3 separate regions of the Homo sapiens genome follow, and all the other regions are linked to region 1. The links are chromatin contacts, found by Hi-C in ENCODE. All regions are on one chromosome and are shown on one strand. The core of a region is the stretch at or near the end of the contact, and the rest is flanking DNA. Distances in the headings are between cores, read along the strand shown.

What was found. A loop is a pair of places that touch in the nucleus more often than their neighbours do. Pooled maps may share reads with other maps.
Region 2: a map of naive thymus-derived CD4-positive, alpha-beta T cell shows a loop between it and region 1 (11-fold over the local background). The contact joins the promoter of CEMIP2 here to the promoter of VPS13A in region 1. A Hi-C loop is called at or near these places in 1 of 168 maps with a recorded cell type or tissue (naive thymus-derived CD4-positive, alpha-beta T cell), 1 of 37 single-sample maps with no recorded cell type and 9 of 50 pooled maps.
Region 3: a loop to region 1 is called in a map of B cell, with 23 times the contacts of the local background. The contact joins the promoter of C9orf85 here to the promoter of VPS13A in region 1. A Hi-C loop is called at or near these places in 3 of 168 maps with a recorded cell type or tissue (B cell, CD8-positive, alpha-beta T cell and naive thymus-derived CD4-positive, alpha-beta T cell) and 9 of 50 pooled maps.

The regions. Positions count from the first base shown.
Region 1 is chr9:77,175,364-77,179,560 of GRCh38, reverse strand. VPS13A (vacuolar protein sorting 13 homolog A) reads right to left here and starts at 2,027. Exons shown (of 72, transcript NM_033305.3): 1 at 1,757-2,027. The coding sequence starts at 1,856. It overlaps VPS13A-AS1 (VPS13A antisense RNA 1), which reads left to right and starts at 1,644. Exons shown (of 2, transcript NR_026668.2): 1 at 1,644-1,934; 2 at 2,655-2,805. RefSeq lists silencers at 862-1,031, 2,014-2,308, 2,070-2,399 and an enhancer at 2,014-2,308.
Region 2 is chr9:71,766,546-71,770,742 of GRCh38, reverse strand. CEMIP2 (cell migration inducing hyaluronidase 2) reads left to right here and starts at 2,230. Exons shown (of 24, transcript NM_013390.3): 1 at 2,230-2,386. RefSeq lists enhancers at 1,209-1,890, 1,891-2,572 and a silencer at 1,466-2,135.
Region 3 is chr9:71,909,486-71,913,682 of GRCh38, reverse strand. It overlaps C9orf85 (chromosome 9 open reading frame 85), which reads right to left and starts at 2,044. Exons shown (of 4, transcript NM_182505.5): 1 at 1,847-2,044. The coding sequence starts at 1,948. ABHD17B (abhydrolase domain containing 17B, depalmitoylase) reads left to right here and starts at 2,490. Exons shown (of 4, transcript NM_001025780.3): 1 at 2,490-3,049. RefSeq lists enhancers at 1,777-1,836, 1,847-1,896, 1,967-2,276 and a silencer at 2,727-2,966.

The sequences.
Region 1 (4,197 bases), core at 778-3,277:
TTCAACCAGCAAACAGATAAATACTTACAGTCAGGCGGGCGCAGTGGCTCACGCCTGTAATCCCAGCACTTTGGGAGGCAGAGGCAGGCGGATTACTTGAGGTCAGGAGTTTGAGACCAGCCTGGCCAACATTGCAAAACCCCCTCTCTACTAAAAATTAGCCGGGCGTGGTGGCGGGGTGAGATCAACTGCAAAGGAGCAGCTGAGAGAATTCGGGAGGCTTGATGAACCTTTTATGTGCCATTATTGTGGTGGTGCATACATGCCTCTTAGCATTTGTCAAGACAGAACTGTATCACAAGAGTGAATTTTACTGCATGTAAATTTTAAACAAATAAATAAGTTGATTAATCACACTCTAGACAAACCTCCACCCTGAATGTGGAAGCAAGACTCCACTACAGATCAAAGTTCACCTCAAGTATTCTTAAGGCTTCCTTCTGAGGTACATGGGAGACAAATTTTATTTTCACTTTGCAACTAAGAAGCAGCATAAACAGACTGCAAGTTTCTTGTACTAATCAAACAGGCTGAGCAGCTATCACTATATCCCTAGCTTTTGTAGTCCACTCACTCTCCATCATGATACTAGGTCCCCACGGTAGTAACATTCTTTAAAATCAAACTAAACTACCTGTTTACATTATCTCATAAACGAGAAGAGTCAAGGTAAGTATTTTAGAAGAAGACTGGAAGTGTGTGCACAGACAAGAATAAATTACTTTAAATATATATTTAAACACACACACTTCACACACAAAATTAACCCTCACTTTGGCCTGGGAAATTCATTTCACAAAGGAGTCTAATTTCTAGCGGGTGTTTAAAATAAACAAGCGCATAATGCAAAAACAGATGGAAACACTAAAAATGAGGCTCTCACTAAGGCAGAATACCACACTAAACGGACACAAGGAAAGCTCGGTCCTTCACCACCTAGGCAGCGTAGGGCCCTGTTCAGCCCGGTCTTTTGCAGGTCTGAGACGTTGCACCGCACGCCCTGGTTTTTCTTTAAAATTCGGCAATTCACTCTGACCCACATATCCTAAAGTCTTGAAAATGTTACACATTCCTAGGTCAGGCTGTTAACTGCAACCACACAAGCAACTGTTTGAGTTACTTTGCACTTGAGTTTCCTTTTTGTTATCCGCCGAACCCAGGCGAGAGAGAGCCGGCGTCCGGGTCCTAGGGCCGGAAGGGGGAGAGCAGAAAGCACCACGGGTGAAGCCAGGAATTGAGGCTGGGGAAGCAAGGAAGCGGGCGTCCCCGGTCACAGCGCCCTGCCTTCACGTGCGAGGCAGCATGCAACACGCGGGGGATTTCTGGGGCCTTCGTCATAAACCCAGGGGGGCAAAGGACAGGGATGGGACCCAGCCCAGGAAGGCGTCGTCTCGCCTCCTCGCCCCGCGCGGCTAAAGCCGGACCGTGCGGGGCCAGGGGTAGAGAACGGCCCCTCGCCGGGACTTGAACGCCAGACCCACGGAGCCCACGGCAAGTCCGCTCCGCTCGGAAAATATAGACCTTTTCATCCCGCACTCATGACCCTCTCCTTTCCCCCAAAATATAAACAACTCGAGGGCGGAGGCCAGGGAACTGCCGCCCGGCTTTACGTAACTTGACCCACAGGCGGGCGGCGGCAGGTGGCTGCACCCGGCGAGCAAGGTGCTCGAAGCCCCGAGAACGCAGGACGCCGCTCGGGCAGCGAGACGGCCGGGAAGCACGAGAGGCCGGGGAGCGGCGGCGGCGGCCTCCTTACCTTTCCAGATGCCCAGAGAGAGCTGGGACGTGTCCAAGTCCACCACATAGTCCCCCAAGAACCGGTTCAACACGTCCACGACCACCGACTCGAAAACCATGTTCCTCAGCCGTGGTGGGCACGGCAGCCGGCCCGTGCGCTCCTCCTCCCGCCGCCTTCCCCACGCCCCTCCCTCGAGGTAATTCGGTTCACCGGCTCCGGGGCGGCTTCAGCTGCGGCGCCCCCGCTGGCCCAACGCGCAGCCCTAGCGAGCCCAGCGAGAGACGGAGGCGGTCGCTCTCACGACGCGTGCGCAAGTCTGCGCGCGGCTGGAGGCGGAGCGCGGCGCAGACCTGGGCGCGCAGCCCTGAGAGGGAGGAAAGGCGGCTGCGCGGCCGCGGCTCTGGAGGGTGCCCTTTTCGCGCCGAGCCCGGCTCCTCTTTCCTGTCGGCCCCGCCTCCTCCCCATCGCCTGGCAACGGGACACCGGTCTGGAGCTACCGGATTTTTTCCGACCCCGCCCCCTCCTGCAGATCAGCGTCCCCAGCGGCCCCCCAGGGCGGGGCGGTTACGCCCGACGGGAACGCCCCTCCCCCTAGAAGGTGGTGGCCGCTTCCACGCGTATGACAGGGCTCGCCCCTGAGTAAGGGTGGGCGGATCCCAGCCCCGTCGCCAGAAGCTTCAAGGGGGCTGTCCCAGGGAGCATCTCCCCTCATCATTACAGGGTGGGAGGGTCCAGCCAGCCTGGGTGTCTTGGTGCCTGTAACCTCCCCGCCTGGTCCTCCGACCGCCTGGCTCTCAGGAGGAGTTAACTTCCTGCTGCGAGTCGAGGATGGAGTTACATAGTCCCTGCCCTGCATCTGAGATGAGCACCCATTTTTGGTCAAGTCATTTATACGGAGCTGTCTTTCATTCCAAAGAGTAACACGCTTCCCTGCAGATAAGAGTTGGAGTCAGCCGGTCTGGAAACTGCTGAACACCCTCCAAGAAATACTGGGAGTGCTGGACCCTTGACCCCTATGCCTCCACCGAACCACTGACCTAAAATAAATTACAATTACAGATCTTTCGACCTGTTTGGTCTTACTTAGAAGTAATCCCAAAGGCCTGAGGTCACAGAGATGCTAAATGTGAGGTTTAGAGAACTGTAATTAATCATCTGCAGGACCGAAAAAGTGTACATTGAGCGTTTTCTCTTTACACGTTAAATGAATAATGATGGATTTCTATTAATTCCTGTGTCATTTTACTACTTTTTGTGCATAGTCACCGACTTTTCAAAATTAAATGTTTAGGGTGTGCCTTTGCAAGTAGAATGCCTGACAAAAACTGTAAGTTTTTACCTGAGTTTATGAATGTTTTTCATATAATTTTATATTTGAAGGACCTTTATGAGGTCTCCAACCTCCTAGTCTTAAATATAATGAAGCTGAAGTGTTAGGGATGTGTGCAAGGTCATACAACCAATGTTCTGTGGAAGAACTGGAACTTGGCCCTTCTGATTGGCTACCACCCCACCTGCTTCTCTCTCATTCAGCTAACAGTCTGCTTCAGAATACCTGCACGGAGAAACGAATAGAGGCTAAAATGCCTAGGAAGGGGAAGAGCTCTACATAATGAGGCATTTTGCCATTGCACTATTAATAAGAAGCCAGATACACAGTAGCTGCAAAATTCCGCTGTTATATCTAGCGCTGCAAATTCAAAGTTACAAGAATTTCCAGAACTCCAAAAATCCATCTTAAGTATCTTGCAAACGTTTTCATATTAGTTTTCTACGATCTAGGAAAATTTTGTGGAAGTGAGGAAGGGGAAGGGATGTTGCTGAAAAGTTAGAGGTATAAGCATAAAGCAATGAAAAAAAATTCTGCTGAGGAAGAGTTAGAAATAAGTGGATGCATATTGTAACCGAATTCTTATCTAGTGTTAGATGTATATGAACATGCTTTGTAAATACTAAAAGACAACATTTTGCATTCAGTCTTTGCATTGCTTAATCCATCTAAGGAAGTTTGTAAGCAAAAATATATTAACATCATCATGTAAAAGGTATGCTCATTAAACCATTAAACCAAATTTCTGTTGTACCTTGAAAAATAAGCCCAATGACTACCATAAAAACTCGAGTTTCAAATTAGGAAGTATGTCAGTGTATGTTATTCTTTCTCTAGATCACAATTAAAATGCTATACTTCATTGTTTGATCAAATGGAAAAACAAAAGAGGGGGAGAGCATCTGAATGACCCCAAACTGCAATATCATCTAACTTTACAATAAATCTCTAACTTTGCAAGTAGGACTTGCAGTTTTATGTATACCTTCCATGCCACAGCTCTTCGTCTTTAAAGTTTTGGTGTACTGGTAGTAATCTTGGAATTTTTTTTTCTCCTAATCTTAATTCTTTTGTCCACAAGTAAATGTCATTGGTGGGCTGCTTGTCCTTATCATTCCCCATGGGCATT
Region 2 (4,197 bases), core at 981-3,480, 5.4 Mb after region 1:
AAGCAGGAGACTGCGCTCAGTTTCACTGGGCCAAAATCAAGGTGTCAGCAGGATCTTGCTCACTTCAGAGTTTCTAGGGGAGAATCCTTGCCTCTGTGCTGGCATTCCTTGCCTTGTGGAGGCATCGCTTCAATCTCTGCCTCCACAGTGGCCAGCCCTCCTCTGTGTGTGCTAACCACCCCCTTTCCCCTTATAAAAGTACATGTGACTGCAGTTAGGACCCATCTTGATCATCCAGAATAATCTCCCCAACTCAAGAAGACCCTTAATTGAATCACATATGCGAAGGCCCTGCTTCTGTCTATGTAAGGTAATATGCACAAGTTCCAGGACTTAGAACCTGTTATCTCTGGGGAGGGAACATTTTTCAGCCTAGCACACGGGTGACACAGTTTCTATCTTTATTAAGCACAATCCAAAACACCTTTGGACCATGAAAACAGTCTTTTGTCCCTTCCATCTTGTTATTCAAAACTATGTTCCTTATTTTAAAAACCTTTCCTCCCTGCCTATCCCAGAAGGGACAGCGGCTCTCAAAGGCAGCTGGGTGAAGTTTCTGTAAGATCTCAGCACTAGCTCGCGCTGCTGTTTTGGAGGCATCTTTCCAAGGCTTTAATTAATTAGAGGATGCATTCTAGCCCTGTTTCCCAAACTTACATATTCCCGATACCTCTGATTCAGTAGATTGCGCGACGTCTGGCAATCCAATTTTTTCTAAGTGCCCCAGGGGATTCTTATCATCAGCCAAGATTTGGAAACAGTAATTTCTTATACAAAGTCCTGAACTAATACCCTTGAAATAGGGGATTCCCCTTCACTGCCGGGTGTGTCGCGGTTACAGGACTGAGTTTGTTGAGGGAGGAGGAATGAACAACCCTGAAAACTAAACTATCCTACCTTGTATATTATTCACTGAAAGAGTTTCCTGGAGGGAAAACTTCCAATTCCAATTAAATCGAGGATGACGACGGCCCGGATTTGGCAGTCCTGCAGCTGTCACTAGCTCGGGACCTCGTGCGTCTGAGTGATCCAGCCCGGGCCGCGCCCTCACCCAGAGCCAAGGCTGTGAGAGCAGCTCCAGCGAGGGGGCAGGGTGGCGGCGGCAGGGCTGCTTCAGGGCCGGTGCCGGTGTCCTCAGAGCGGCGTTTTGGCACTGGGGTGGGCCGGGGCGTGGCTTTCGGCGCCACCTCTGCAAGCGGCCGCCACTCCAGAGTGGCGCAGGTAGGGGGCGTGGGAAGACCTAAGTATATTTATTCCGGCCTGCGAGCGGGATGCTGGGGTTGCTCCAAGGGACCAGAAGAGCTGCCCTGTGTCCCAGAGCAGGCTGGTTCTTCTGACAGCGCTGAGAACCTGGCGCTCGCGCCTGGCCAGGTAGGGGCTGTGACTGGACGCTCAGAACATTTGTGGGAGTGTGGAAATCTCTTTACGGGTGATGGGGCTCAAAGTCTGACGCAGCCGAGGGTTGATGGGGTGCAGTCACGCTCAGCCAGGGGACTTTGGGGGCGCAGTGTCAGGCTCAGCCAGGGAGTGACAGGCGCAGTACCAGCCTTATCTGGGGGTGCTGGAGGCACAGGCTCCGGTTCGGCCAGGCGGGTGTGCGCGCCCAGGAAGGGTAGGAGCCTGCAGCCGCAGCGGGGGGCGCTGGCTGGGGCTCTGCCCCGCCGGCAGTGCGCTCGGGCGCTGTTCCAGCGCGCGGCAGCGAGTGGCGCTGAGCCTCCGCTTTCGCAGCTCGCGGGGAGCGGGGCCGGCGGGAGGGGCCGGGCGGGGCCACCGCCTCCTCTGATGGCAGGCTCCTCCTCTCCCTCCGCCTCCCTCGCTCTCCACCGCCCGCCCGCCCGCCCGCCCAATCCACAGTTCCCGGCCCAGCCGAGCCGGGCTGCTTGTCTGGCCGGCGGAGGCTGAGCGCGACCCTAGCAAGCCGCGGCGCCCGCCGACCAGGGACAAGAGCGACTCCTGGGACCCCACTCTGCCCCGCGCCGCCGCCTCCTCCCCTGTTGTCGCGGGGACGCTCAGGCCCGCGCCGCCCGGGCCACGATTCTCCTCCTCTTTCTCCCGGAGGGGAAGGAACGGAGAAAGCCGAGCGGCGGCTCCGGGAGAGAGCGAGCCGAGGCCCCTGCCCCCGAGGCTCGGGGCAGGAGGAGGAGGAGGAGGAGGAGGCGGAGGCGGAGGGAAGTGCGCGTCACTCTCGGGAGGAGAGTATTTCACCTCCAGGCAGAGGCTGCGGCTGCCAGTTGAGTACGAGCGGCAGCTGCGGGCGCCGGCAATCGAGTGGCTTCCTGGCCATGGAGAGGAGATCTGGACCCGAGGACGCCAGGGACTCCTCTCCGTCTCCCTGGACCGCTGTGTAGGCACCTGAGTTAACGGACGCTAAGCGGGGTAGGGGAAGGTAAGAAGCGACTCGGTCACCCGCCCCCCCACCCCGCTCCACCTCGTTTGCTGCCCTCGGGGGCCACTGCGGGGACGCAGACCCGGGTCTCGCCCACCTTTTCTGCTCCCGGCGGCCTGGCCGGCTCCGGCGTTGGGCATTTCTGCCGAAAAGGAAAACGTCCTCCCGCCCTTCCCCCGTGCGCCTCCTTTCCCGGTTTCATCTCTGGATTGGGACTGACCCGACTCCCCAGGAGTCAGTCCTCTCTTCTTAAGAAAGGGTCCTCGGGAACGGTGTCTTGATTTCTTTCTCTCCACTCTCTCTTTTCATTACGTTTACGGGGAAGGGAACAATGGACCTTTCAAAGTCGGTGCGAACAGCCTTAAACTTTCTGGAGAGGGATGGGGTGAGGGGATAAACCCCACAGTAAGCCGATTACAGTGAAAGGTTGATGGAATGTGCTTTGCAGTCCGGGCTTCAGTGCGCGCGCGCTTGTGCGTTTGGGGTCATCTTTGTCTCCTTACAATTCCCCTGGGTTGGTGGGTCCTCCGCCCTCCGCCCCCTGCCTCTCTGTTAGCTGAGGTAAGGTGAGGCTTTAAAATCGTGTACAGCTTCCTTTAAATCTGGGGAATAGCCTTAGCCCTGGACCCTATTCCCAGCTTTTCTCTGCAGAGTTGGGAGATCCTGGTAAAGGAGGGGGGCCCTCTCTGTGAGGACCCAGAGTGCTGCTGTTAATAGCACTAGTGGCTACACCCTTAGCGATAAAACCAAGGTCCTGAATTCCCTGGATGCTCTCTGCTGAGGGTTGATGAGTGTCACCAGACTTCGACCTGGAGCGGAAACAGCTCACTTGAATTCTCCGCAGGTTAGGAAAACAGACTTTGATATATATCTCCTTTTATCAGCAGTTGGGATTAAGGATAGACTGCCTAATAATTTTTAAAACTTTCATTGTGCACATGAGCTACTCACTGCCTTGAGTTCACTCCCCTTGATTCAGTGTGACAGAGTGATGCGCTGCTGCACAGTTGCATGTATTGAGATGTGCTGCTCTTCCCGGTAAAAAGTGAGAAGAATTTAGAGAGAGGGGAAAGGGTAGAGGCTTCACCTGAGCTGAGGGAGGCCTGACTCCCCAGAGCAGCCAGGCAAATCTGTTGGAAATGGCTCAGTGTTAAAAAAACACCTTTAAAATGGTTAGCCTTATCTTTCTTTGGTTGGCTAGAATGGAGCTACTAATGCTTATTTGACCCTTGAAGGACGCTTGTTCTTTTCAGAATTGGTCTGGGTATCATACTGTGGTTGTGGGTCTGATTACCTATACAAAGGGTTCTTTTTAGTTTGCATTTCTGGGCAAAGCAGAAGAATGTGTAGTAGGCATGTCCTCTGCTTAGTAAACATTGGGTAGCACTTTAGAGTGCTTTTCTCTTCACACCGAAATGACTTCCCCCAGCTTCTGTGTACCTGCATTAGAGGATCAGTTTGGGCGGAACTGGAAATCTGTCTTCTGGCTTTCTGTTCAGTCCTCCTGACGCTGTTTTTTTCTGATGTATGTGTGCTTAAAGGCTCAGAAAACTAAGATTAGAAGCGAATTCTGAGTCATCACCTGTTCTTATTAACCTGTGAATGAGATAGTGAGCTGAGGACTCTCCTGTGTGTGGACAGGGAAATAGAATCTGTAAATTCTTACATGGTGTTTATCTGGATATTCTGTGTCACAGTTAATTATTTGAGTAGTCTCCTTCCTTGATCTAGTCTGTAACCAGTGACTTTTCAGAAATGTCAGATTCATAACAGGAAACCAGAATGGGGCAACACTTCAGTCATGTTCTAAT
Region 3 (4,197 bases), core at 795-3,294, 5.3 Mb after region 1:
TTGTGCACAACCTTAGGGTAAGAATACACAAGACGCAGACATCTATTTGGAATAGTGCAGCTTTTTATTTTTATTCTGGTTTACCTATTGATAATGGGAGCAAACTTGGGAAAGTCTTCCCAAATGTTGCTTCAGGTTTTCATTCTGAAAAACCTCTCAACCTAAGTGGGGGAAAGGAGAGCACTTAATTTAAAATATTCTTCCTTATTCTCCCTTACTGAGCTGTGTTGCCCTTCACCAATATTTATCATAATTTGTATTTACTTATCTTTCTGCTTTCTTTTTGCCCATATCACCTAGAAACTATAAACTCCGTGAAGGGAGAGTCAGCTCTTTTGAACACGGTATACCTATGAACACAGGGCCTTGCACACGGAAGGTGCTTATTAAATATTTGTAGAATAAGCAAAGAAAGAAAGAGGAAAGGAAAAGGAGATCACAGGTTACCAAAAACAGATGACTTTGCTTTCCCAATCAATGTCGGGAAATTAATCACTTATTGAACACTTACTATGACCTAGGCCATTTATGCATAATCATATAGTTTCGCCTCCCAACAATCCTGACAAATTTGCATTTGAGACCAAAGTAAGGCTCAGAGAAATTAAATATTATACAACTCACTCAAGCCGCACACCTAGTAAATTTGAGCTCCATAACTTTTGTGAATATTAGGTTTATCTGAGTGATGCTGGCCCCTAATATGCCCCTGTTGTCAATGATTTTCTCTCCATACAGCTATGGAGACAGGGAGAGAGATTCACAGCAAAGAGCAAATTAGTAGTTTTTTGTTTTTGTTTTTTGAGACGGAGTCTTGCTCTGTCGCCCAGGAGTGCAGTGATGTGATCTCAGCTCACTGCAACCACCGCCTCCAGGGTTCAAGCGATTCCCCTGCCTCAGCCTCCCGAGTAGCTGGGATTACCGGCACCCGTCACCACGTCGGCTAATTTTTGTATTTTTAGCAGATTGGGAGTTTCGCCATGTTGGCCAGGTCGTTCTCGAACTTCTGACCTCAGGTGATCCGCCCACCACCTCGGCCTCCCAAAGTGCTGAGATTACAAGCGCCCGCCACCACGCCCGGCTAATTTTTGTATTTTTAGTACAGATGGAGTTTCGCCATGTTGACCAGGTCGTTCTCGAACTCCTGACCTCAGGTGATCCACCCGCTTCGGCCTCCCAAAGTGCTGGGATTACAGCACTTTGAGCCACGGCGCCCGGCCTGCAAATTAGTACTTATATACAACCCAAGTCCTCTGGCTATCTAGACAGTCTGAATTTTTTAGCAGGACTTTACAGAAGTCCTGCTAAAGATAAACAGCAAAACAAGTATTTTTACATTAACCAAATATTTTTATCTTCAAAACAATTGTTACAAAACAGAAATTTCACACAATACTAGTGAGGACAGCCTAAGACAGCTTAATCATTCACATTTCCTCTATGGGCTTGGGGTTTTTGGAAAAAAAAATCGTAGCTGCATAAACTTGGTGTAAAATTTGAAAAAGCCACTCATGCCACAATCCTCGTTTCCCTCTGCTAATGTGATCCAGATGGGAACGCTGAACGACGTAACTGCCCCATCTGCACCTTAGATTTCATTAGGGTCCTGTTCACTCTGTGCAATTAGTTAAGTGTGCTGACCATCAAATATTTACCAGGAGACAACATGTCCAGGTCAAAGAAAGGGCGTGAGAATAACATTTTAGAAAGAGTTGCACTGCAGCCAAGACTAACTCTGGGCTGCGGTCCACACTCGCCCCAGCCGACTCCTCTCATTTCCTCTCTCCCCTCTCCAGTGAGCCATTCCTTCCTGGAGTCAAAGACGGTGCAACAGGCAGGTTCCTACCTTGGTCTGCACACTTTTATCGAACTTGTCATTTTTGAAGCTAAACGTATTCTGGTGCTTCTGAGGTCTGGAACGAGCCACGTTGCCTTTCTGGGAGCTCATCGCCGAAATCAAAGCCACCCCTCGCCGGGAGCAGGCAAAAGGATGAGGGGAAAGAAAACCAACGAACTACTCCCAGGAATTGACGCTTCTGTCAATGACCCGGAAGAAACAAACGCAGCCTTTCCGCCCCGGCTCTGGGTCAGCCCACGTGACTCTTCTGGGAGGTCAAAGAGCATCGCTCTGCCCTCCCTGCTGTTAAGCCAAGCCACTCCACGCGGCGCAGCCTCGACCCCTCCGGCTCCGCGCAGCCTCTTTCTCAAACCCGGAGAACAAGTCCCACTTTCTTCGAAATGAGAATTCCCCCATTGGCCCGAATGTGTAGTCCATCAAATCAAAGGGGCGGGGAACCTTTGTTCCTATTGGTTCTTCTTTTCCGCAATCCCCGCCTCCTGCTGAGCGAGCTCAGCCTCTCCTTGAGCTCAGAGCGCCTCCCACCCTGCCGGGCGGCCTCTGATTGGTGGAAGTGAGGCAAGGCTGGGCTCCGTCTCTCCCCCCGCCCGCTAGTAGGCTGGAGCCGGGGTCAGCTTTGGCACCTTCCTCCAGTCAGTGGCCAACTCCTGGCTCAGTGGGGATTGTGCTCGTCCCCTCCGTTCCCCTCCAGTCTTCCTCCCGCTACCGGAACGAGCCTCGCGCTTGGCAGGCTGAGGAGGAGCAAAGAAAGCAGGATTAAAGAGAAGGAAGACCTGGCTAGGTCTGGGTGGCGTCTGCAGTGCCAGAAAGGGAGGCGGTGGCGGCGGCGGCTGCGACCACGGCCGCGCGGGACGTGAGGCCCGAGAGCAACCGACGGGCAGCGGCGGCCGCTCCAGCGCCCCGCACCGGGGCCGTTAGTCAGCAGAACGCGAGCTCTTGTGGAGGAGCAGGGCCGGCGCGAGGCGAGACTCGGGAGCGTGAGCGGGGCCCCTGGGGCGCCGCCGTCCTTCTTCGCCCCGGCGCCGGGGGCTGTAGCCCTGGTCCCCGCTCCTCTGTCGGGCCAGTCTGCAGGCGGAGAGAGTCGGACGGCGCCCGGAGCGCGGATCTCGCCTTGTGGAGGACAGCGCGTCGGCTGCGGTTCTCTCTCGACCCCTTCTGCCCGGCGCTTCGGCCCGGGCCGCTCAGGTGCAGGTGCGTGCGGCCTCGGGGTTTGGGGACGCCGCAGCCCGGCTCGGGGAGGGGGCGCTAGGCCGGGAGCCGCAGCGCGGGAGGGACGAGCCCGGGCCGGCGGGGGGAGGGGAGCGGGAAGCGTCTTTGTTGTTGGCGACCGGGATCCCTTCTCGGCACAGGGGAAAGGCGGGGAAGCCACTCCTCATCGGGTCTGTGTTTTTGAGAGGATTCTCTGATGGTTGCGTGAAGGGGAGCGGTAGGACAGTCCCTGCGGTCCGTGGAGCGGCCGGAGTCAGGGGGTGGGGGAGGGAGGACCGACCGACACTCTAAGAAGGTCTTTGGTCCTCCTCGGTGAAGAGAAGGGTTCCATTTCATTTCCTTTGCTTTTCTCTCAGTGGATGAAAAGATGGGGTCAGGTTCCCATTCCCCTCACTGGCGCACTGAGAGATTCGCGGGTGCCTAAAAGCTTTCTCCTGAATGTCCTTATATCTCTGTCGGGCGCGATTTTAGATTGAATCTGCACGGGGCTTGGCGATTTGTGTATTCCGGTGGGGCTGTCGTAGGGTTCTTTTTCTTTAGATGGTTGGGCTTTAATCTTATTTGTTTTCGAACTCTAAGGTAGGCTTATCAGGAATCGTTTTTGAATTGGAAAATTTAAAGGTTTTGTTTGGGATTTTTTTTAACCCCGAAACAAAGTTATGTCAAATTAGATTGTACTGTGTGGGGGCTCTCGTGAAGGAAAGAGTGTATTTAACCTGGGGTTTTTGTTTAAAAAAAAAAAAAGTTCAGATCTTTGATCTTTGGTGAGATCTCTGCCAATGCCAGAAGAGAATTTTTTGTAAATGATGCTTTAAGTCAGTGTGAAGTAGATTTGGTAAGCAAAAGGATGAATAACGGAATACAGAGGGTGACCTTTAAATTTCGCTGTTTATGAAATGTGTTCCTGTTTAATACTTTTTGTGATATATGATGCTTGATCTATAGATGATTCATTTGGAATTTTTTTATGCCTCTAATAAATCTTTGGAGATCTTGTGCCAACATATGAAACTATAATACCTAATGAGTCGGAGTAGAAAGCCAGATACATGTTGTAATAACGTTAATCTGTTTAGATTAACAGGGAAATTTACATTAAAATGAACTTTTTTCCGTAAAGAGTTTCTCTA